3 separate regions of the Mus musculus genome follow, and regions 2 and 3 are each linked to region 1. The links are chromatin loops, found by intact Hi-C in ENCODE. Cell type or tissue: heart. All regions are shown on one strand.

Region 1 (8,000 bases):
GTACAATTAAGACATGTTCCTAAGGAAATCCCCTATCCCTAAATCCTGATTGGCGAAATAACTTGGCACAGAAGTTTGGAGCTTTTGACCTTAAAAATTCTGTAGGATCTTAACTTGGGGTCATGGTTCAGTTTACAAATTTGGGCCATGGTCCTGGTTGACCAGTGCTGTGATATATGCTCAATAAACTATCCCTCTCTGACTGAGATTGGTGTTTGTGTGGCTTGTGAGGCTATTCCTGGACTCCAACAGGACCAAATACCCTTCGTTTGAACTTTGGTTCTTTTTTTGTACTTGGTAGAAAATTTGGGGTGATCATTTCCTGTTTCTCTGACTCATTTTCCTCAAGCATAGAAGACAGAGAAACATAGTTTATAGGGTTAATATGAGGATTAAATCATGAAAGATATAAAACTCTTTGGAAAAGTACCAGGAACTAGCCCTTAACATCATTATTTACATACTAGCATATTTCATTTCAGAAGGAATAATCATCTTTTCCATGCTCACACAGCTAGTAATTGGAATAACTCACTATCAGGAGGCACTACACAAGCCTTTTCCAGTGTACCAAGCCTCACTGCCTTACAAATTGATTAGAGAAGGCTGTGGGCCATAATATAGCTTCTAGAGAGTTTGGAATATTTGTATAGATGTTAAAATAGATAAAAACTAGCCATATCTAAGTAGTAAGTCAGGATTCTAATATCAGACCTCTTGGGGGTCAATATCAGTTCCTGGCTTTGTGATCTAGATCATAGTCTATCATTTTGGGGAAGTTGGGGCAGGAACACAAGCAATAAATCAAACCACATCAACAATTGAGAATAGAGACTATGCACATCCTTGCTTGCTTGCTTGCTTGCTTGCTTGCTTGCTTGCTTGCTTGCTTGCTTTTGACTACCTTTCTTCACTCTTATGCAGCTCAGGACACAGCCTAGGAAATGCGTTGTCTATGGTGGACTGGGTCCTTCTACATCAGTTAACAAGGCAGGCAACCCATTACAGACTTGCCTACAGGCTAACCTGATGGAGATAATTACTCAGTGGAGACTGTCTGTCCAAGTGATTCTAGGCTATGTTGATTGTTAAAACTAACCACTACAAAGGGTTAATTATTTTATATGGCATATCAGCTAAGAGTAAAAATAAATTTGAACTTATGAAGATATGTATTATGACAAGTATCATAAAATCTAAAATTGGTTTAGAGCCTTATAGAGTCCAGGAAGAAAATTATTTTTCTTTTCTTTTCATTTCTTTCCTATTTTCTTCTTTCTTGTTTTTATATTGTTATATTCAGTGGAGAGAAACTAAGGAGGGGGGAGATGGAAAGCAAGGGGGAAGGAGGAGGAATGAGAAGGGGTATAAATATGAGAGATTTCGCCCTGAAGTACCCAACCTTCACCTTATTCGTTAGATTTGACTCCCTTATGTACCCTCTCAAGCAGTCACAGGCAAAGGTCAGTGTAGGAAAATGGAATGATTGTAATTAGTTCCATAATTCATCACTAAGCATGGTTGCCAACTAAACAATTTAGGATTTGCTTTGAAGATAAAAAGGGTAGAGATGCTGATGGATAAGACGGATTCCATTATGGAGTGACTGGGAATCGTTCAGCTGGTGACTCGGCCTAAGGTTTCTCTATAGTACCTTTTAGGGAGCAGCCCCAGTCTATCTTGACTCTCTAAGGTACTCCAACTAAAGCTTTCTGCTCAATAATTATTTCAGTGGATGATGAAATAATTGAGGAAAAAACAAGAAAAGGAAAGACCAGAGCAGAACAGAACAACCTGATAGGGCGTGCAGTAAGGATAATTGAGATGGTCTGGAGCCTTGGAAGAAGAGACTTATTACAGTCATTGAAGATAAAGATAAATGTGGATCAGTCTGAGGCCATTGCCTTCTGTGAGGTAGCTAGTGAGTCAAAGCCACTACTTGGAAGTACTATGGCCATCAGATTCATCATGTACTTTGGTATTGCAGGACCAGAATGAAACAAGGCAGTCTTTTAATGTCGCCCCACCTCTCTCTCTCTCTCTCTCTCTCTCTCTCTCTCTCTCTCTCTCTCTCTCTCTCTCTGTGTGTGTGTGTGTGTGTGTGTGTGTGTCAGTATGTGTGTGAAGTTGCTCCAAGATCAAGACAAGGCCTCCAAAGATAACAGGAGTCCAAACTCATTAATTATGATAGTTCCAAGAATATGGCTGGTTTTCTTATCTTATCTATTGATAATCTATCATCTGTCTGTTGATCTATGAATGTATATTTAGGTAACATTTGGGATTTATACCAGAATTCTATACATATCAGGTAAACCACTGGGATTCACCCTTAGATTATTTCTATTTAGTAGTCTTTTGGCTGAGTTTATAAAGTTTGGCCCACAGCGACCTGGTGTACTGGCTGGTTTTATGTGTCAACTTGACACAAGCTAGAGTTATCAGAAAGGAGCCTCCATTGAGGAAATGTCTTCATGAGCTCCAGTTATAAGGGATTATTTTTTTCAATTAGTGATCAATGGGGGAGGTCCCAGCCCATTATGGATGGTGATATCCCTGAGGACTATAAGAAAGCAGGTTGTGCAAGCCATGACGAAGCAAGCCAGTAAGCAGCACTCCTTCATGGCCTCTGCATCAGCAACTCGCTCCAGTTTCTGGCCCTGTCCTGACTTCCTGCAATGATGCATGTAAGCCAAATAAGTCCTGCTCTTCCCAATTTGCTTTTTGGTCATGGTGTTTCATTGCAGCACTAGAACTTGAAAACCAAGTACACAAAGAAAAAAGATTGAAAGCCATCTTTCTCTTCTCTCTCTCTCTCTCTCTCTCTCTCTCTCTCTCTGTGTGTGTGTGTGTGTGTGTGTGTGTGCATGTCCTAGTGTACCAAGGTGTAGGTGTGTAGGTCAGAGGGCAACTTTGAGGAGTCAGTTCTATCCTTCTACCATGTGGAGTTTGAGGATGAAACTCTGGCCATTAGGCTTGCTGGCAAGTGCCTTGACCGTCTAAAACCATTTTACTGGAGTCTCTTCTTCATACTGCTTCTTCTTTTCCAAAACCAACCTTTAGGGCAGTGTTTATTAGAATAAAATTCACTCATTTTATGTGTCTAGTCGTACAAGGTTTGTCAAATGTAAATACGCCGGTACAGAATCTTCCCATCATTCTCAAAGGTTCCCCTTGATGCCAAATTTTGCTCGCTACTGGCCACAGGTACCTGTTCGATCTACTTTCTGTCACCACAGAATACCTGGATTATTTCTACAGACCCTGCAGAGGGCATCTTGTTGCACGCTCTTGTTTGGCTTAAACTTTGTGTGATCATGGATATGTTCTGGAGTCTCTGTCCCTTCTCATCATGGAATAGTTTGGGGAACTTAGAAACTTAACTAAACTTTGTTTTTTTAGTCACCTATTGTTTGACGTTTACAAGTTTCAGTTGCCTTTACCATTGCTGGACAAGTTTCCTTTGGGTATGGTTTCCTTTCTCTTGAGCAAACATCTAGGAGCAGAAGTTTTGGATTGTGTGATACACAAATCTTTAACTTTATTAGTGGTTATTTTCTGAAGTATACTTGCCACTTTATACCCCACCCTCCACCTTTGTGATGGACGGAGATTCTAGATGCTCTACAACCTCTAAAACACTCGACAGTATGAACCTTGTGAGTGAAGATGACATCCCTATACCTATGATTCTATATGACTCCCACCCTGTCCCAGGCCCTGGGCCCCACTCCTTTCATCTTTCTAAGGAATAAAAGCTTTGCTGCCCCCCTCCCCGAGCTTTTTATTTCCTAAACACTGTTTGTGGGCCATCTAGGTTATAGGCTTCAAACTTTCTGGCAGGACAAGTTTTCTCTGGAGTTCTTGAGCTAAACCTCTCAAGTGCTTCTCTATACAAAATAAGAACCCTTTCTTTGAAAAGGCCGGAAAGCACCAGAGAGAAAGAAAGCCTAGGGCTCTCTCCCCGTTCTGCCTCAATGTTCTTCTTTACATACTGGTTAGGATCTGATTAACCACTAACCATATCTTTCCCAGAAAGCCCCCCAAACGCCAGCCTTGGCTAGGGGCACCGGGCATGCTCAGAGGGTGTGCGGCGCAGGCGTCGGCTGCAGTGGGGCCCGGGAGCCGGGAGGTGCCGCTGCGTCCCCGCTTCCCGTTGCTGACCCAGCGCGCAAAGTTGGGCAGGGAGCTGGGGGAGGAGGACCGCGAGCGAGGGTGGCGGAGCAGGGGCGGGAGGAGCGGAGGGAGGAGGGGACCGGAGCGTGTCACTCGCGCGCTCCCTCTGTGCACAGAGGATGTGCTGAATGGTGCGCTTCCAGGCGGCGGCCGAGCAGGATCCAGCGGCGGGCGACTCGCACTGCCCGGCTCTGCTCCTCCGCGTCTCCCGAGGCTCTACAGTCACCGCGGGCTCCAGATCCTGCGTCCCGCCCGGGGCATGGCAGGCTGCTGTACCCTCGCGTGTCGTCCCGCTTACTAAGCGGCGCGGGCCAGAGGTGCGGAGGCCAAGAGGCCGGAGGCCGGCGGGCAGCGAAGCCCAGAGCCTGGTGAATCGAGAGCCAAGCCCGCTCGCGCCCGGAGCTCCGCGTCCCGTCTCCACTGCGCTCGCCCGGGCCGCCCGGAGCCCCGATGAGCCCAGATGGCTGGGGCTCAGCCCGGAGTGCACGCCTTGCAACTCAAGCCCGTGTGCGTGTCCGACAGCCTCAAGAAGGGCACCAAATTCGTCAAGTGGGATGATGTAAGTGAGGGGCGGCGCAGTGGGGTGCGGACCGGGCACCCTAGGGCGGGCTGCGTGGGGGTGGGGCGAGGGGCGCGTTATGCAATGGGGCGCTGGAGCGGGAGCGGGCAGCCTAGGGCGCACAGGTTGCCAGATGCCTGGGTGGGTGGTAGAGGGTGGCAGCTTTCCGCGCGCTCTCCTCCTCCTAGGGGGTTTAGAGTTGACATCTTTGCTGGGTCTGGCCAGCACCTCCTGAGGGACTTAAGTCTTTGGGGCCAGTGGAACCGAAGGGACATGTTTTACCCAGTGACAGGTCCTGAGAGTTTGAAAAGAGCATGAAGTTAGAAGCAGCTGGATAGCGCTGGAGAGTACTAGATGCATCCCCCACCACCTCAGCTAGCTAAGGCATCCTATTACCTCCTTTGCCCTCTTTCAAGAAGTACTAGCTACTATCCAGGTCCCAAACCTTGCAGTTACTGCTAACCCTTGAGCATTTTTTTAAAATGCTGGCCAAGCAGCAGAGGACACAGCAGTACAGCCGACAGGTGGTCGTTGATGCCAAACTTTAGCGCCTGACTGCAGAGTGAGGGGCCTTAGAAAGGGCTGTTGGTGCACACCAGAAACGGATTGGTGAGCAAACTAGTAGCTGTTGGGGCCGAGGAGCGCAGGATGGACTTAGAGACAGGGCCAGGTTTTGAAAAACAAGCTTGCTTAGGTCTTCACTTTGAAATAGACCCACAACTTCACCCTCCGGTTTACTTGCACCCGTTGCTGTATAGGAGAGATCCTGGCCGGCTCCAGGACTTCCTATGACCTCTCCCTTCCCTCCACCCTAGTTACCTTCAGAACACTTGAAGGCTTCTGACAGAAACCTCCAATGGAATGCACATTACCCTATCGATGTGGCTTCCTGGGTGTCATCCAATGGGTTTGATAAGAACCACTCACCCGAATAAACCTGAGCTGTCAGGATCTAAAGAGATTCCAGTCCTAATGATTAACACATCTCCTATCAGGAGCAACTGTAGGAGAATGAACCCGTCTTCTAACTGAAATGATTTCCCACCTCCGTAAATTACAGCCTGTTATCCTTCCGGGTATTTTACTTTAATCTTCTTAAGCCAATTTCCAGTGTCTGAAAACAATTTAAATATTCCAGGTAGTGAATCCAATTACTTAGATGAGTGCATCCGTGTCTATATTTTGTCCAGTTGGAAGCGCAAACTGAACTTGCAGTATGAGCAGAGCCACAGCCTCCTTGAAATCTCTTGCCAATTACCAAATGATGGAGGCAAGGATGTAAACACACCCTCTTTACCAAGGGCTTTGCACTTGTCTCCTTTCTGTCCCAGTCTAATTGGACCGGAGGCTGTTATAAATGGAATAGAATCGAAACAATAAATCAGACACAGATGAATTGTTTTTGTTAAGAAGACAAAAGGAGAGTGCAGTTCAACAAATGCAATGTTCTCATCCATAGACATCCTTAGGTAAAAAGCAAACAAAGGGGTGGATCTGAGAAAGAGGAAAAGGGTAAAGTGGAGAGAAAGAGAGAGAACAGGAGGGGAGAGGCTGAGAGGGGATAGGGTGGGAGGGGAGGGGCGGGGAGGGGAGGAGAGGAGAGGGGAGGGGAGGGGAGGGGAGGAGAGCAGAGCAGAATCCCAGAGTAAAAAAGGGTTAATTTTAGTCATAAGCTCTGGAATTCTTATTACTAATGGTCTTTAAACTATATTTTATTAATTCTCCATAAAGTCTGGTTTTTGAGAACATAACTTTGAGAGCGAAGGTTATAGATACCCAGGTAGGTGATTTGTGTTATATGTATTTAAGTAGCAAATGTTCCACACTCACTTCATCAGTGCCTGCCTTGAACTACATTTTGAGGGTGATGGAGAAAGTGGGTAAAATCTCTCCCATTATAGACTGGATATGCTAAATAGAAGAGATCCAAAATCATCAAAACACCATGATCAAATGATGCTCTGGGAATGATGGAGAAGCCAATAGCCAGCCCTAGGAGAAGGGAAAAGTGGGCAGAGTCCTCCAATTAAGGCAGCAGTGAGTTCCTGGGGAGGCTTGTGCTAAGGAGGCCCATTGTGAGGGAGCCCAGAGATCTTCTTAAGAGAAACCAGACTGCACCCAGAGAAGGAATTAAATGGACTTTAGAGAAGTGCCCTGCAGGCACTTGGCTCTCTTGCTGTGTTTGATCCGTGCGCTAGGAGGCATGGAGACATTCTTAGTATCCCTATTGTAGTCCCTGAGCATCCCCTTTTCTGGTACTCCTAGAGTTTGAGTTTCCTCTTTTAGCAACAAGCCAGTTTGATCTGTTTGGCTGTTTCTATTGCATCTCTATGAAGCTTCACTTTCCAGACAAAGAAAACCAAATCTAGAACCAGAGGTCTGGCTTTTCTCACTCAGCAGTGTGACTTTAGACAAATAAACATGTTGAACCTTTGTTGTCTCTTGTACAGAACTGGCAATACTATATCCCCTATACATTTAATGTAATGGTCTGTGGGATTTCTCTATAATCAAGCAACCTTCCCTTCCCTTCTCCCCTCAGAAGCATCCAGAAGTTCTGTTAGTCTTGGGATTGCTGGATCTACCCTGTTTCTGATTCAGCTTTGGGGTAGGGCTTGAGGGTGTACCTTTCTTACAAGGCCTTAGTTAGTGTGGCTGTGGTATCCGCTGCTCTGGGAAACAGCACTGTGTAGGACCAGGGAGAAGGTTTTTGAATGAGCTGTTACTGCAGCTTCTTAGTTCACAAAAATGTCCAGTGGCTTGTGAATTTAATTTTGTCTCTGCTTACAGTTTGAGGCATTTGTCATCTAGGAATTGGAAACACCCCAGTGGCAGCTTTGTTAGATCTTCTGGGGTTATTTACTGAAGCATCAATACTCAGAATTGAATGGATAACTCACATTCTTACATTTCTTTTGAGTTGTTGTTAGACAATGAATAAATCGTTCTTATACCTTCTTCCTTACTTACTCTTTTCCTTCCTTCTTTTCCCTCCCTCCCTCCCTCCCTTCCTGTTCTCCAGGTTTGAAAGGGTCTCTGATTTGATTTTGTGTAACAGAGCTATGGATGTTTCTCTTCTTTAAGTTTTTGGGGAATACTCTCTCTTTCTACCCCAAGGGAACATCCCATCTGTACTGGCTAGTTTTGTGTCAACTTGACACAGCTGGAGTTATCACAGAGAAAGGAGCTTCAGTTGAGGAAATGCCTCCATGAGATCCAACTGTAAGGCATTTTCTCAATTAGTGATCAAGGGGGAAAGGCCCCC
Region 2 (8,000 bases), 140 kb after region 1:
TATGCTGATTTCATAGAGAGAGACTTGGATATAGGGAAGATAATGAACTGGGACTATTAAAGCCTTTAGCCTTACACACTAGGTCAAAAAAAAACTCCTCCTCCAACCACAGTATTAACCTTTTCTCTTTCACTGCTCCATGGACCTCCCTTCTCTACAACTGCACAGCTATTTGGGAGGCATTATTTTTAGGCACTTGGGAAAGGAGCTCCCATTGTTTCATAACTGCAATGTGTAGTACAGTGCTTGGCTCATTGTAAGTATTCACTAAAAATGGACTGAATATGAGAAAGAACTGACAGGGATGGCTTCAAGACATAAGTGATGTATCTTTGCTGTAGCCTCAGGAAGCTATTTACTATTATAAAGATAAGACTTTGGTAAATATCACCAGCATCTACTTCATTTGAAAGATACCTTGTCTTCTTAGGCAGTGCTCGTGGTATACATATGTACATACACACACACACACACATACACGCAAATACACATATATGTATATATTACACTTACACTCTCACACACACACACACACACAGAGAGAGAGAGAGAGAGAGAGAGAGAGAGAGAGAGAGAGAGAGAGAGAGAGAACTTGTGCCAGAGTTGGGGGCAGAAGTCTGTACAAGAGTATATACTTCGAGAAATTTTTTTCTGCCTGTTCCTGTGAGTTAGACTTTTGGAAGTACAGGACCCAGTCATAGGAGCTGAAGGAACCCTACTCCATTTCTGGAAATTCAACATTTAGGAATGTAACTTCAGTAAATCTATACCCAGCTATTGTGTACTGTCGAATTCTTTAGTATCCTTTTCCCTACAAAGGACAGCAATACTATTTGGGAAACTTTCTTACAGCTCAAATAAAACAGGCCCTTTGCAGAGAAGTAAGTTTGACGCCCCAAATTCAAGAGTCACATCACTTTTTCTCTATTGTAAAACGTTTGAGAGGGGGTTTTTGCTATAATTTATTAAAAAACAGGAAGCCCTGATGAGTCCATAGTGCTTCCTTTTGTTTCTAAATAGCAAATATCACATTCATCTTTGCAAGTATATGTGTTGCCTGAATTCAAGGAAAACGTGGATTCTATGAGGTAAATGGAGCATCAGGGATCAGAGACGTCTCTCTCATGCACCATTCTGTTTCCCACTCAGTAGACAAATGAAACTCCGGCTGCCACTGCTGAAGCACTGCCCCCAGCGCCCTTCTGCTCATGCTGAGTCCACCATCTGTAATCCTCTCACCTGCCCTTCCTGATAGACCAGGTCTGCTTCCCATCTAGTCACGGGGTATAAATTTAAAATGTTCATTCGCTTGGCCTCAGTAAATCCTTGCTGAAGGATTTGTCCTAAGGAAATAAATGGAATTGGTGCTTGAGGTGGCGCAGCCTGGAGGTTGGCAGAACTTACATCAGGAGTTGGGATTTGGTATGAATGTGGCTTTGGTGCAAGACTACCTAGATTCCAATAATGGCTCTATCATTTCCTGACGGCTTGAGCTTGGCACATCACTTTTCCTTTTGCCTTGATGGCTTCATACCAAAATAGAGATAATAATAGCAACTGCCTCCTACAGTTATCAGCAAGATTAAAAATGTCAGGAAAGGTGATGCACTTTGCACAGTGCCTGATGCCTGAGAGGAACTCAGTGTTCATGTAAGCACTTGCTCAGCCTTCACATGTGATTGCATTATTTAAAACGTCTCATTTTCTTTTTCTTGCTTCCGGTGCTACTAGTAGACTGGGTAGACCCCTTCTTATGTTCCCCCAAACCTCTCACTTAGTATTTTTAGCTAGGTTTAATGCAAAATGAACAATTGGTGGCTTGCCAACAAAAAATAATGGAGATTCTTAAACTAATTTCTTTTATAAAGAAACACATGCCAGTTCTCTAATTTGGGAAACTATTCCATTTGTATGATAGCATCTGCTGATCTCATGACAATTATTCAACACTCTGGCACTCAATAATGAGGGCCAAAGATGTGGCCAATTGAAGTCAACTTCAATTCAATTTTAAATAGACTACTTGATTTGGTCAAAAATTAGCCTTTTAATTTTACTTTATCTGATGTCAATGTTGTATTTTGGCTACTTAAATCTTTGGTTTTCAGTTAGAAATGTATCAGAGAGGTTCCAATGTCTTGTCATCCTGTGTTAGACTATACATGTCTAGTTTTTCCTCTAATTACAGAGTGTTCAGAGCACTGGAGTTTGAATTGATTATAGGGCACATGCTGTGGTGCACTTTGCAGTTTTTATAATTTTAATTTATTAACATGCCTTTTATTTAATCACGTATAAGTTTTAAGTAAAAGCTTGGGCCCTTCTTATCTTCTAAGAAATAATTTCATTATCAAGTATTATGCCATAATTAATGTATTATCTCGGCATTGCAGTAGAGCTTTCTGGATCCTGGGAGCCAGTCTTGGAAGAAGGAGATCCAAGATAATGTAGAAAAAAATAAAAGCACAACAGCCTATATCAGCTACACTCACTGCCCTGCTGTGAGATAGGGATCAGCTTCAAATTGTTGCACTCACAGAGGATGGTGGTCTCTAGCAAGAGGATGGTGGCAGCAAGGAGTAGCCTATCCTGATAAAGGCAGAGTTGAATCCATCTGATATCCTACGTGTGTCCCTGAAATAGACGGTCTGCTCTCAGGAGCAGCTCTTGAATACATAAGAAAAAAAAATCTGGGGCAAAAGAAAGCTTCCTGTTCCCTCTTTGTTATGTTATCCTTTATAGAGACCTGGGGTTTCAAAGTAAAGGTCGTGATTTTCTTCCCCTATTTGCCTTCCTGGCAAGGGTTGCTTCAAACTCTTGACATTCTCAAAAGTGCCTGTACTTACCTTTCTGAGCAGATGGAGGCTACAAGGATGCCACAGAGACACATAGAGGCTTTCAAAGGCATAGAAGTGCGAGAAATCAGAGAAATCCATGGGTGATATGCCCTCTGTTAAACACAAAGCTTATTAGGTGGAATAATGCCCTCAACTTAAGTGACTTGTTAGAAATCTTCATATTCACGATGTACTATTTCTTTCAGAAAATGACTATCATGGCAAATGAATATCATGACAAAAGTGATGGTAAAACAATTAATCATTGAAAATATTAGTTTTTGCCTGTTCAAATTGGCCAATTCTGTCTCATCTAGGTATACATTTCTTTTTCCCTTTTGGTAAAATCAGCAGGAACTTCCAGGTGGCTGAAATCCATCCCGAGTATTGTTGCCAGGAACATTTATAGTCCATTGTTCAGAACAGAATAGCTGGGAGCAACAGGGGGCTCTTCAATTTTGCCTCATCGAGCCCCAAATTGGAGATGTGTTTTTTGTCGCTTCAGAATTTCAGGTGTTAGGGCCTGAGATTCAAAACAAATACCAGCTCCTGCTGAACACAAGCCTTAATTAATTTTCAGCAGGAGATGAGTGATTGCCAATAAGCCATGAATTAAAATGGAACGGTCACCAAAGGCCAGGTTCTCCTCTCAAACAAATAACATTTCTTACTGATTCCTTGAAAGATCATCTCAGAGGTGAGCAAGTGCTTGTCCCAGCTCTCTGGAACGAGGGAGGTGTGTGGGCAATTGAGAGCACAAAGTCCTAGCCTAGTAGATCAGAGGACCCAACCCAACCCAACGGACTCGGAGGCACTTGGGCAATGTCCTCATCACGAGGCCGTAGTTCTAGAGCGTTTGCCTGCTTCTCTGGCTTAATTATGTCAGTCTCCAGAAGATCTTAAAGGTCAGCTGTGCCCCCTATAGTCAGTGTCTGTGGTGCATTGGGGCCACCTCTGTAAATTGGAAATTGGTACTGCCTCAATTCCTCTAGTCACCTCCATATTCCCTTTTTTCAGAAACAGTCTGTGTTGTCTCTGTCCTATTGGCTAGTTTTCTTTTCTTTTTTAAGAAGACTAAAGAAAGAGAGAGTCCCATGTTGTTTTAATCCTTTGAGACTGATTTATCCCCAAAGGTGGAACACAATGAATCAAAAGTCTCCTTGTGTGAGAAAGCTCTTTAATAAGTGAGATTGCTGGTCTCAAGCTTCTTCCTTGGGGCCTCTTTTATGGGCAAAACAACCCAGAGCCTTTCAAAATTCTTTACTTGGCACTGTGTGTGTGTGTGTGTGGGGGGGTATGTGTGTGTGTGTGTTTCTACTCATCCTTGTATACACAATTATTATTGTCATCATTGTTGTTATTTAATAACAAATAGCCACTCATTGTGGAGTGTTCTATTGTGGTATAAAAAGTTGCTAGTGTTTATACAATCCTCAGCAACAATCTTATAAATTGAGTGGTTGGCACGTCCTACCCTATCAATGAGGCATTTTATAAAAAAGGGAAACAGGGATTGGTCCTTTGCCCATTAGACTCAGAATTGAGAATCCTCACTCTTTTGTGATGGTTCAACACTTCCCTCACCCTTCCGGAAAGCATCAGCCCATTGACAATTACTTGAGGGAAGCTGCTATTTTCCTCACATACTCTAAATGGGAGATGCATTGGATTTCTAAAAGTGCTGTGCTGATTGATCCTCTCCACACTCAACAAACATTAGCAACCCTGTTTCCCTGCCGAGAAGCCCGCTCAAGGTGGTAAAAGCATAAGCATTGCCTAGGCACCAGGCCTTGGGTCCAGATGCTTCTGGGGCAAAACCATCTTCTTCCAGTTCATCATGAGAGCTGATGCCAGCTTCTGGCGTATGCCAGCTTATGGTGAATGAATGAAGTCCAAGTCCAATTCCTGTTATGTCAGCCTTATTGTCTACAGCTATTGCCCTCTAGTGGTGTGAACGAAAGGAAAAATGAGGTTGGATTTATGGTTTGACTTGCCCTAACAGGCCAAAGTTCTACATAGTGGTGTTTACATATCTTCCTCAAGGGCAGGGCCCTGGTCCTGTATCAGGTGCAGTGTCAACTCAGCTTTTAGTAACTGGTGGAATTACACATGCAAATATAGATGCTCATTTCCGTGCCTGGGTAGCAGCTAGCCTTTGTTTTCATAGACAGGCATACAAGGCAACCAATGGAGTTTGCAGGGTCTGTTTTCAGTCTGCCAAAGTAAATTAAGTCAAAGGACATCATTTCTCTCCTGATAATAAGCAACTGTGGACTGTGAGACCAGAGCTCCAGATAGTCAGTTTCAGAGGATCTGAAGGCCTGCATAGGTAGGGATGTTGTTGTTGTAGATTTAGACATGGTTCTTTACCTCTTATCTCTAGTGATTTATCTTAAGTCCTCTAAGTAGCAGAGGCAGTAGGCTTGTGCCGCCATACCATGCCTTAGGCCTGTTCTTTGGGATCCAACTCTGATGAAACTTTAATGTGCTGCATTTAAGGCCTTCTTCTTCTTTTTTTCCCTTCCCAATTTTTTATTAGATATTTTCTTCATTTACATTTCAAATGCTATCCCGAAAGTCCCCTATACCCTCCCCACCCCTGCTACCCTACCCACGCACTCCCACTTCTTGGCCCTGGTGTTCCTCTGTACTGGGGCATATAAAGTTTGCAAGACCTAGGGGCCTCTCTTTCCAGTGATGGCCGAGTAGGCCATCTTCTGCTACATATGCAGCTAGAGACAAGAGCTCCAGATATACTGGTTAGTTCATATTGTTGTTCCACCTATAGGGTTGCAGGCCCCTTCTGCTCCTTGGGTACGTTCTCTAGCTCCTCCATTGGGGGCCCTGTGTTTCATCCAATAGCTGACTATGAGCACCCACTTCTGTGTTTGCCAGGCACTGCCATAACCTCACAAGAGACAGCTATATCAGGATCCTTTCAGCAAAATCTTGCTGGCGTATGCAATAGTGTCTGGGTTTGGTGGCTGATTATGGGATGGACCCCTGGGTGCAGCAGTCTCTGGATGGTCCATCCTTTCATCGCAGCTCCAAACTTTGTCTCTGTAACTCCTTCCATGGGTGTTTTGTTCCCAATTCTAAGAAGGGGTGAAGTGTCCACACTTTGGTCTTCGTTCTTCTTGACTTTCATGTGTTTTGCAAATTGTATCTTGGGTAGTCTAAGTTTCTGGGCTAATATCCACTTATCAGTGAGTCCATATCATGTGAGTTCTTTTGTGATTGGGTTACCTCACTCAGGATGGTATCCTCCAGATCCATCCATTTGCCTAGGAATTTCATAAATCCATTGTTTTTAATAGCTGAGTAGTACTTCATTGTGTAAATGTACCACATTTTCTGTATCCATTCATCTGTTGAGGGACATCTGGGTTCTTTCCAGATTCTGGCTATTATAAATAGGGCTGCTATGAACATAGTGGAGCATTGTTGACAGTTTAGGAGCTGCCAGAGGATGCTAAACCCATAAACCATTCCTATTATGGAATATACTCTCTATTGGTTATCACCCCACTGAGATTAGATGTAGGGAATAGTGTTCTGTTAGAGAAGGAAAACAGAAGAGAGCAAAGTATGGACAGGCTCAGTGTTTCTACAAATCTTCAGCCTTTTCCTCTCTGTTTTCAATGGATTTATTATGGCTAATGGTGCCAGTTCCACCAGTGAAGCCATGTAGGACAAGTACCCCAGAAATTCCACATTCAGGGCACTGGGCATGGCAGGCTGTGAAGTCTCCTGCACATATCCTGTCTTATATACTTGGTGCTTTTGTTAAATTCTTTCAAGTTTCAAATGAATTATCAACCTGTTATTCACTGTGTCCAAGCCCCATAATGTGTGTGATCCTTAGTCTTACCACCTGTAAAGTGGAATTAATAATAGTTTTTATGGATTATCTTGATGTCTCTACGATGATCAGCCAAAAGCTAGCCACAGTAAATGTTCTATGAAATAAGACAATGCTGAACTTACTGCTGTTTGCTTAGCAGGTTAGAGGTTATTTGGAAAGTACACAAAGACCTTTTTTTGGCATACTTTCCCCTGCAATTTTCTAAGTGGAGAGTTTAAGACATATTTTAACAGAGCTAAATAAATTCTTGATCTGGAAGCACAGGTAGAGCCATGAAATGTTACAATCATGAAAGAACTCTGTTGCAATTTGCAAAGCATTAACCAAATCCCCAAGAATGAGCCTAGAACCATGCACATTTCTAACAAGGCAGCTTGGAGTGTTCAGACACATCTTTATTTCTTCAGCTCATTTACAAATACTTATCTGTGATTTAAATCACTCCAATGGAAGCAGAGACTCAATGGAAGCAGAGCAGAACTAAGTGTTTCCAACTGTCGGTCTGGTGAGGGATGAGGTAAAGTGGGACATTTAGCTGGCATCCTGCATGCTCGCTAAATAGAATTAGCAGAAGCTTCCACATTTCAATGTCTAAAAATAGTGTTGCTTTTAAAGGAAACATGCCCAAGACCTGAGGGTGGGTCTGGGAGTTAGGTGTACATGGTGGGTGCAGAAGGGGACATCTGCGGGTCAATTAAATGTCTCGGGGGCTCTAGATTCAATGCTAATTGGTTCCATCAAAACTAATCACAAGTAACCTTCTCTGTCTGCAGTCAGCATCAAATGAATCCTGGTAGGGTTGGGCTCAGCAGAGGGCCGCATGTCTGATGAATGGAGCAGTTGGTTGATTCTCTCAAGTTCATAACTGGAATCACCTGTAAACACCCGGCTACTTCTTTTCCTAGTGGAAACAATATTTCAGTGCTAATGAGGGGTTTGATTTGTTTTTAGTCCAGTGGTTTCCCATTGTTAATCATTAATTGTGCTGTTACTTAAGAACAGGTCTGATTAATGCTTGATGGTTTCCTTCTCCAGGGCTCCTTTGAGCTTTTGTTAGAGGAGACTTTAAAGGTCAGAATGGTTAATCCAGAAACGTTGTACTCCTGTCAAACACGCAAAATCTACCGCTGATTCATACAAAGGGACTTATTTCAGAGGAGAGACAATGATTTGATAACTGTCAAATTCTTTTTTTTGAGCAAAACATTTACTTGTAATTTATCACTTAAGAAACAGGTCTATAAGACTTAGCCAGAGGATTTATGTTGTTTGCAAAAAATTAACTAACTTAGTTCTCA
Region 3 (8,000 bases), 220 kb after region 1:
TAGAGGAGTTGAGAGCTCCACATCTTCATCTGAAGGCTGCTAGCAGAATACTGGTTTCCAGGCATCTAGGATGAGGGTCTTAAAGCCCACTCCCACAGTGACACACCTACTCTAACAAAACCACACCTACTCCAACATGGCCACACTTTCTAATAGTGCCATTCCTTTGGCCGACCGTATACAAAACATCATACATGCCTTGCTTTGTAGATTTAGCAGGTTTCTTATGCAAACCAGAGTTAGACAGTCAAAAAAGAAAGCACAGAGCCTGCAGTTCATGGATGTACTCTTGGGATGTTGGCAGAACCTTTGTCCCAGTTAGTAAGGTGAGAAATTGTTGGTTCTAAAGCAGAAATCCAGCTCTGACAGATACAGGTCAATTCAAAATATTTCTTTAATCTTACCAAAATAATTACTTAAGTAGCATTAATTGATATTAGCTGCATGTGGCAAAAATATTCATACACCATTAATCCTAGACCTACTTGGGAAGAGCACTAGGATTACTCACCTTGGCACTGAGAGACTCCTGTCTTTATGACTAAGAAGACAAAGATTAATTATTTCAGGGGCCACTTCAGACTTATTGCCTTAGTCTCTAAATGTGGGAACTTGTCCAAAGGACAGTTAAGTACAAGTCATGGAAGGATTGTGTCTTTAATTTCATCAATGGCTAAAGCTATAGCTGCTACAAAACAAACAAACAAACAAAACCCCCAAAAAACCTTTTTCAAGAAAAAAATGAAAAGGGGAATCAGTTGCTTCGGGTGGTGACTGATTCCAGAAACACAGAAACACTGTGACTTCTTTGCTTATTAAAAGGCAAACGGTGCTCAAGTGTGTGTTTCTGTCACCTGAGTCGGCACAGTGGGCACCACAGTCACGATAAGTACTTTTGCGTACCCATCAGGTTTTGCCTCAGATAATAATCTATTGATCTCAAATTATAAAATATTTATTATTCATTTTCTTTTGTACAGTTAGAAAATACTCTTTGTCATCTTTGATGTTATTAGAAATTCTGAAGCCAGTGTCTGAATTAATCTCTTTTGATATTATTTCCATTGACGGTAGCACAGGCCGTGCAATCATTTAACTTGAAATTGATTGAGTTTTGCCCATTTTCATCAAGATCGAGATCTCTCTTCTTATTTCTCCTCTCACGCATATAATTCATTTGCCATGACAAATTTATTTCCTACCTAAATAGGTACTTGTTAGTTAATTTCCATAAAAAATGTTTCCATAGCATAACCCACTAGAGAAAACTCAGTTTCTTTGTGTATCTGTGTATCCATTAGGAAGCTTTTTAATAGGCAAGTGTGTTGCAAGTTTATTAAAATTAACCAATTTCCTGAGGAGTTATGCTATTAGTATTCATCTGGGTCCTTTTAATTATACTTACTCTCATCTTTAGGGCTTTCTGTGTACTTGACTCCAATCCCATGGCTGGGAATGATGCTCATTTCACTCATGTCCTCTTCCCTCTTCTTCAGGTCCATTTCATAATCTGATGCTCTCACCACACATGTCTGCAAGAATAAGAGGTAATAGACACACATACACACACACACACACACACACACACACACACACACACACACGCACACACACATACACACACACACATACACACACACACATACACACACATACACACACACATACACACACACACATACACACACACATACACACACACACATACACACACACATACACACACACACACACACACACACACATACACACACACACACACACACACACACACACACACACACACACACACACACACACAGAGTTTATAGAGTTCTAGACCTCTGGGGTCAGGTAATACAAAATCTGTCTTTTCCTAGTGATCTGTGATGGCAGGTTCTTTCAAAATATATAAAATGTGTCCTTGTCATTCTTATAAGATTATGTGCCACAACAGTTTCTACTGTTTTATTTTTTTAAATGTTTTTATATGTCTAGTGATTTGCCTGCATGTGTGTGTGCGTGGGCGTGCGTGTGTGTGTGTTTGTGTATACAACATATGTGTATCTTGGATCCACTGAGGCCAGAAGTGGGCATTGAATTCCTTGGGACTGGAAATATAGATGACTGGAAACTGCCATGTGGGTAGTGGGAATTGAATTGGTGTCCTCTGAAACAGCAGTCAGTGCTCTTGGATAGTTAGGTATCTCTCCAGCCCCCTCTGCTCTGTTAATATATCCTCAAAATATCTCCAAGAAAACAAGAGAATCATGACATCGTTCTTTTTCCTTTTGTTAAGCTATGCTGAGGAGCTGCTCTCTGGTGGTTTTTGTTGTTGTTTGATTTTTTTTAATTTATTTTTTTGCTTGTTTGTTTTTAGATCAGCCTCCTGTGGAGAGTCTTCTCTGTTGCTTCTCCTGCTCACCCTTCCTTACTTCACAACTTACTTCCTCCCTCTTTCTTCCTTCCTTTCTTCCTTCCTTCCTTCCTTTCTTTCTTTCTTTCTTTCTTTCTTTCTTTCTTTCTTTCTTTCTTTCTTTCTTTCTTTCTTCCTTCCTTCCTTCCTTCCTTCCTTCCTTCCTTCCTTCCTTCCTTTCCTTCCTCCCTCCCTCCCTCCCTCCCTCCCTCCCTCTCTCTCTCTCCCTCCCTCTCTCTCTCTCTCTCTTTTTCTCTCTTTCTTACTTTTTTTTTTGACAGAAACACACTATGTAGCTCTGGCTGTCTTGGAATTCACTTTGTAAACCAGGCTGGCCCCAAACTCCCAGAGATTCACCTGCCTCTGCCTTGCAGTGCTGAGATGAGAGACGTGCCCCATACCTAGCTGCTGCCTGTGTCTTGTAAGGCTGAAACTGAAACACAGTGCCTTCCTTTACATAGGCAGGGGTCCAATTTCAGGATAAATTCCTGGAATTGTTTGTTTTACTAACATTTCCTTCACAGATTTTCAGTTTTTTCCTTTTTTTTTAAACTCCTAATTTTATTTTTAATGTCACCTTTTCACAAAATGACCTTAATAGTACAAGTTTTTCTGTGATAGTCTTAAAAACTTTTAGCCTCCCAAGGTGAGGGTTGGGAATACACACCATACACACACACACACACACACACACACACACACACACACACACGGATGGATTTAATCAAGAATTCCAATGTCAACCTAGCTATCTTGTCCCCCAATATTAGTAGTAATAAAATGTTTGTGGTGGAAATGGATGCTCACAGTCAGCTATTGGATGGATCACAGGGCCCCCAATGGAGGAGCTAGAGAAAGTACCCAAAGAGCTAAAGGGATCTGCAACCCTATAGGTGGAACAACATTATGAACTAACCAGTACCCCTGAGCTCTTGACTCTAGCTGCATATGTATCAAAAGATGGCCTAGTCAGCCATCACTGGGAAGAGAGGCCCCTTGGTCTTGCAAACTTTATATGCCCCAGTACAGGGGAACGCCAAGGCCAAAAATTGGGAGTGGGTGGGTAGGGGAGTAGTGGCAAGGGTATGGAGGACATTTGGGATAGCATTGGAAATGTAAATGAGGAAAATACCTAATAAAATTTTTTTAAAAAGAGAATGTTTGTGGTGATGGTGGTGTTTATCTTTTTCTTTTTTTAATTCTCTGTACATTTCTGTGCCCTGACATCATGCAGTGTAATTGTTTAAAGCTCTGAAGCTTATGTGACACATCTAAACAAACTCTAAAACTCACTTGAGTTTTGGGTTTTAAAAGCTTTTTATTCAGTGATCCAAAAAAGATTGGTGGGAATTAGCAAATGGTTTATTTCTAATGGACATACAGAAGTAGGAGACACACTAAGCAGATGAAGTGATATACCAAACATGTGTTGTATTTGTGAAATTCAGGTTTATCTTGGCATGCTGTCGTTCATCTGGTCACCCATTCTAGAGACAGCCCCATGTACCCTCTGCAGTAATGGAGGACCACTGACTGCTATGCCTGAGACCAAATGTGCTTTACCCTGCAAAGTGGGTAGGGAAACATGTCGTAAAGGGACCCCTGTTACTGAATGGTCACAGAGTCCTGAAATGTTGTCGTGTGTGTGCAAAGGAGAGGCTGCTTTTCCGGTTATACTGAGCATTGGGTGCAGGTTTTCAATGGTGGGCTCTTCTGTTGGTATTATAAGACCTTACAGATCCAGGAATATGACCATAAAATGTGCTTGTACTGTCATATCTCAAGTGGGAAACAGGCTACATAGAAAATAATGCACTTTCATAACACATTCAAGACAACTAGAAAGGGGTGGGCCATGTGGTTTGGGCTTATAAGATCCCAGTTATTGAGAAGCATGAGAGTTCAAAGACACTCTGGGTTCTATAGCAAACACACACACACACACACACACACTCACACATACATATGTGAATATATATATGTATATATATATATTCATTCTCAACAATGGACTAGTCAATGCTGTTGGAGCTACCTAGTGTACTATCATGATTCTCAAATACAATAAGGACTTTAAAAAATATATGAAATTTTATATACAACCACACATATATAAACTATTATAAAGACAAGAAACATAAGTCTGAATTTTGGAGTTTGGCAACCTCTACAGATTACTTGCTTTTCAGCCAGGGCCTAATCAATGTTGAAGACCCTTTGGAAACTGAGCCTCAATGTTGTGCACGTGAGGAGGCATTGAGGTCAGGAGTTAAGGTGACACTCTGAAGACAAGTTTGACAAAGGACAGCAGTCTTGGACTAAAAATAAAGAGAAGGAAGGACAAGACTAAACACAGTTCTCTAGAGTTCTAGTCCTTTCTCGGTAGAACACATGCAGTTTTCTGGGGCACTGAAGTTGTTTTGAAGAAGACCGCCATAGGAGCTGCCTCCAGATTGTTCAAGCTCCAGTCAGACCTTCCTGGAAGTCTACTTAGGCCCTTCAGGAAGGTCAAGCTATCAAGATTAGCACCCAGCACTCCCACCCTGCCTCAGTTAATTGCCTTGTGCTATGGATGGTTCTGGAGCAAGTGCTGCCCTCTTCAGGCAGGCTGAGGAATTCTGCTCCATCTCAGTTTCTATTACAGATGCACAGCATTTTCCCTCTGGGGGTTTTGTTTTGTTTTTGTTTTTGTTTTTGTTTTTTTTTTCAATTTTTTATTAGATATTTTCTTCATTTGCATTTCAGATGCTATCCTGAAAGTCCCCTATACCCTCACCTGCCCTGCTCCCCTACCCACCCACTCCTACTTCTTGGCCCTGGCATTCTCCTGTACTGGGGCATATAAAGTTTGCAAGACCAAGGGGCCTCTCTTCCCAATGATGACCGACTAGGCCATCCTCTGCTACATATGCAGCTAGAGATGCGAACTCTGGGGGTACTGGTTAGTTCATATTGTTGTTCCACCTATAGGGTTGCAGACCCCTTCAGCTCCTTGGGTACTTTCTCTAGCTCCTCCATTGGAGGCTCTGTGTTCCATGCAATAGATGATGACTTATGAGCATCCACTTCTGTATTTGCTAGGCACTGGCATAGCCTCACAAGAGAGAGCTATATCAGGTTCCTGTCAGCAAAGTCTTTCTGGCATATGCAGTAGTGTCTGGGTTGGTGGTTGTTTATGGGATGTGTTTGATGCATTTTCTCCTATGCAGCACTTGGTTTCATTTGAATTTATCCTATTTTCTGTTGCATATGAAGGAAGAATAGTTATTTTGTACTTTTTTTAAAAAAAGATTTATTTATTATTGTATGTAAGTACACTGTAGCTGTCTTCAGACACACCACAAGAGGGAGTCAGATCTTGTTACAGATGGTTGTGAGCCACCATGTGGTTGCTGGGATTTGAACTCTGAAACTTCAGAAGAGCAGTCAGGTGCTCTTACCCACTGAGCGATCTCACCAGCCCTATTTTGTACTTTTTAACTTTTCCGTAGTTATGTTATAGTTTTGTTGTTGTTGTTGTTCCATTTTGCTTTGGTTTTATGTTTTGCAACAGACTCACACTCCAGCCCAGGTTGGGCTGACACTATTTTAAAGTACTCTTCCTTACCTTACGAGTTTTGGAATAACAAATCTTAGCTTTCAGTCATTTACTCTTCCATTTTATTTTATTTTATTTTATTATTATTATTATTATTATTATTATTATTATTTTTTTTTTTTGGTTTTTCGAGACAGGGTTTCTCTGTTTAGCCCTGGCTGTCCTGGAACTCACTTTGTAGACCAGGCTGGCCTCGGACTCAGAAATCTGCGTGCCTCTGCCTCCCGAGTGCTAGGATTAAAGGCGTGTGCCACCACGCCTGGCTCTACACTTCCATTTTAGATTAATTATTTTATTTATTTACATTCCAAATGTTGCTTCCCTTCCTGGTTCCTCCTCAATTTCGCCACCCCATCCCCCTTCCCTTTGCTTATAAGAGGGTGCTTCCTCTCCCACCCACCCACTCCCACCTCACCATGCCAGCATGTTGATACCCCCCTTTCCTGGGGCATCAAGGTCCTATGGAATTAAGTACACCCTTTCACACTGAGGCCAGACAAGCCAGTCCTCTGCTACATATGTAGCAGGGGCCACAGACCAGCCCATGTCTGAACTTTGGTTGATGGCTTAGTCTCTAGGAGCTCAGAGGATCCATTTGATAGTTGATACTGTTAGTTGATACTGTAGTTCTTCCTATGGGGTTACAATCCCCTTAAGCTCCTCCAGTCCTTTCCCTAACTCTTCCATAGGGGTTCCTAACTTCAGTCCAGTGGTTGACCTGTAAGTATCTGCATCCGTCTCAGTCAGCTGCTGGTAGAGCCTATCAGAGAACAGTCATGCTAGGCTCCTGTCTGAAAGCACAACATGGCATCAATAATAGTGTCAGGGTCTAGGACCTGCTCGTGGGATGGATTCTAAGTAAATCTGGTCTCTGAATGGCCTTTCTTTCAGTCTTCATTCCATTTTTGTCCCTGCATTTACTTTAGACAGGAACAATCCTGGGCCAAAAATTTTGAAGATGGACAGGTGGTCACATGCCTCAAATGGGGGCCATGAGTTTCTACTGGAGGTGGCATTTTTAGGTTTGGCTAAGGTCATCCCCATTATGTCCTGGGAGTTTCTCACTTTCATGGTGTCTGGGACTTTCTATAGGTCCCCTCTGCCCCACCTCACCCTGCTGCATATTTCTTTTTCTCTTACATTTACATCCTCAATCAGGTTTTTTCCCTGTTGTATGTTATGAGGTCTGAATCTTACATATTATTTTTAGAATTTCTATTTCTTTGTTCCAATTCTATTGACAATTTTAAAAGTGTGTGTGTGTGTGTGTGTGTGTGTGTGTGTGTGTGTGTGTGTGTGTGATGGGATAGGGTGGGTCAGAGTACAAACTTGTCTAATTAGTTTTTTCCTTTCTTCTTCATTTACATGGGATCGAACTCATGTTTCAGGTTTATAAGGCCAGGGCCTCTACCCCACTGAGCGCTGTCAGCTCCCAGCACTGCTTTGAATTCTGTATTTTAAAATATAATTGGATCCTTTTAAGTTTACTATTCTTTTATCCCAGTGCGAGCTACTGAGAAGTCTGTCTTTTGGACGAGTCTAAAACTTCACCTTTTCCCTGTGAGTTAGGAGCTACTGCTGTCTTATGCCCAGTTTTGGCTGTGCCTGGGTCTGATTCTCTGCTATTTCATTGCTCTGTCTGTCTTTGAATGTTTGCTAGAAAAACTTAAGGTATATTCATATTCCTCAGTGTGAAAGAGGATTACTATTAAAGAATGCCAAGAATATTAGTACCTTTTTACTAAGTTTTACTTTCAATACTATTTTCCTCACTTAATATCTGGGCCTATACAATACATTTTCTTTAAGGGATATATATATATCCCTTAAAGGTTACATATTATATGTATATGTGTTATATAGCATATATTATACATATTATATAATGTAATATTTATTATATATAATGTGTGTTTTAAAGCTACAAATGCAGTTTTATTCATTTACAAAAATTAATTTTACTAGTTTTACTGTTTTCAACTGCTTTGGAAATGTAAAACAAGTTCA

What was found. Peaks named below come from ENCODE experiments on the same cell type or tissue, not always from the same donor. Only the 100,000 strongest peaks of a DNase experiment are listed, where the experiment ranks them.
Region 2: a loop joins it to region 1, with 2.5 times the contacts of the local background. A loop is called at or near these places in 6 of 42 quality-filtered maps.
Region 3: a loop joins it to region 1, with 7 times the contacts of the local background. A loop is called at or near these places in 17 of 42 quality-filtered maps.

What each region holds. Positions count from the first base shown.
Region 1 is chr2:134,781,897-134,789,896 of GRCm38, forward strand. It overlaps Plcb1 (phospholipase C, beta 1), which reads left to right and starts at 4,268. Exons shown (of 32, transcript NM_001145830.1): 1 at 4,268-4,735. The coding sequence starts at 4,637. In heart, a CTCF peak has its summit at 4,127; DNase peaks (open chromatin) are centred at 4,215 and 4,815; H3K4me3 peaks cover 1,894 bases; H3K27ac peaks cover 943 bases; H3K27me3 peaks cover 1,333 bases.
Region 2 is chr2:134,919,568-134,927,567 of GRCm38, forward strand. All of the region lies in intron 2 of Plcb1 (phospholipase C, beta 1), which reads left to right. Gm39941 (a long non-coding RNA gene) reads left to right here. Exons shown (of 2, transcript XR_866761.2): 1 at 1-8,000. Among named protein-coding and RNA genes, the nearest start is that of Gm39941, 6.0 kb to the left of the region's middle. In heart, a CTCF peak has its summit at 4,803 (motif pointing left); no DNase peak of the experiment used is centred here.
Region 3 is chr2:135,002,352-135,010,351 of GRCm38, forward strand. All of the region lies in intron 3 of Plcb1 (phospholipase C, beta 1), which reads left to right. Among named protein-coding and RNA genes, the nearest start is that of Gm39941, 89 kb to the left of the region's middle. In heart, CTCF peaks have their summits at 4,998 (motif pointing left) and 5,727 (motif pointing right); no DNase peak of the experiment used is centred here.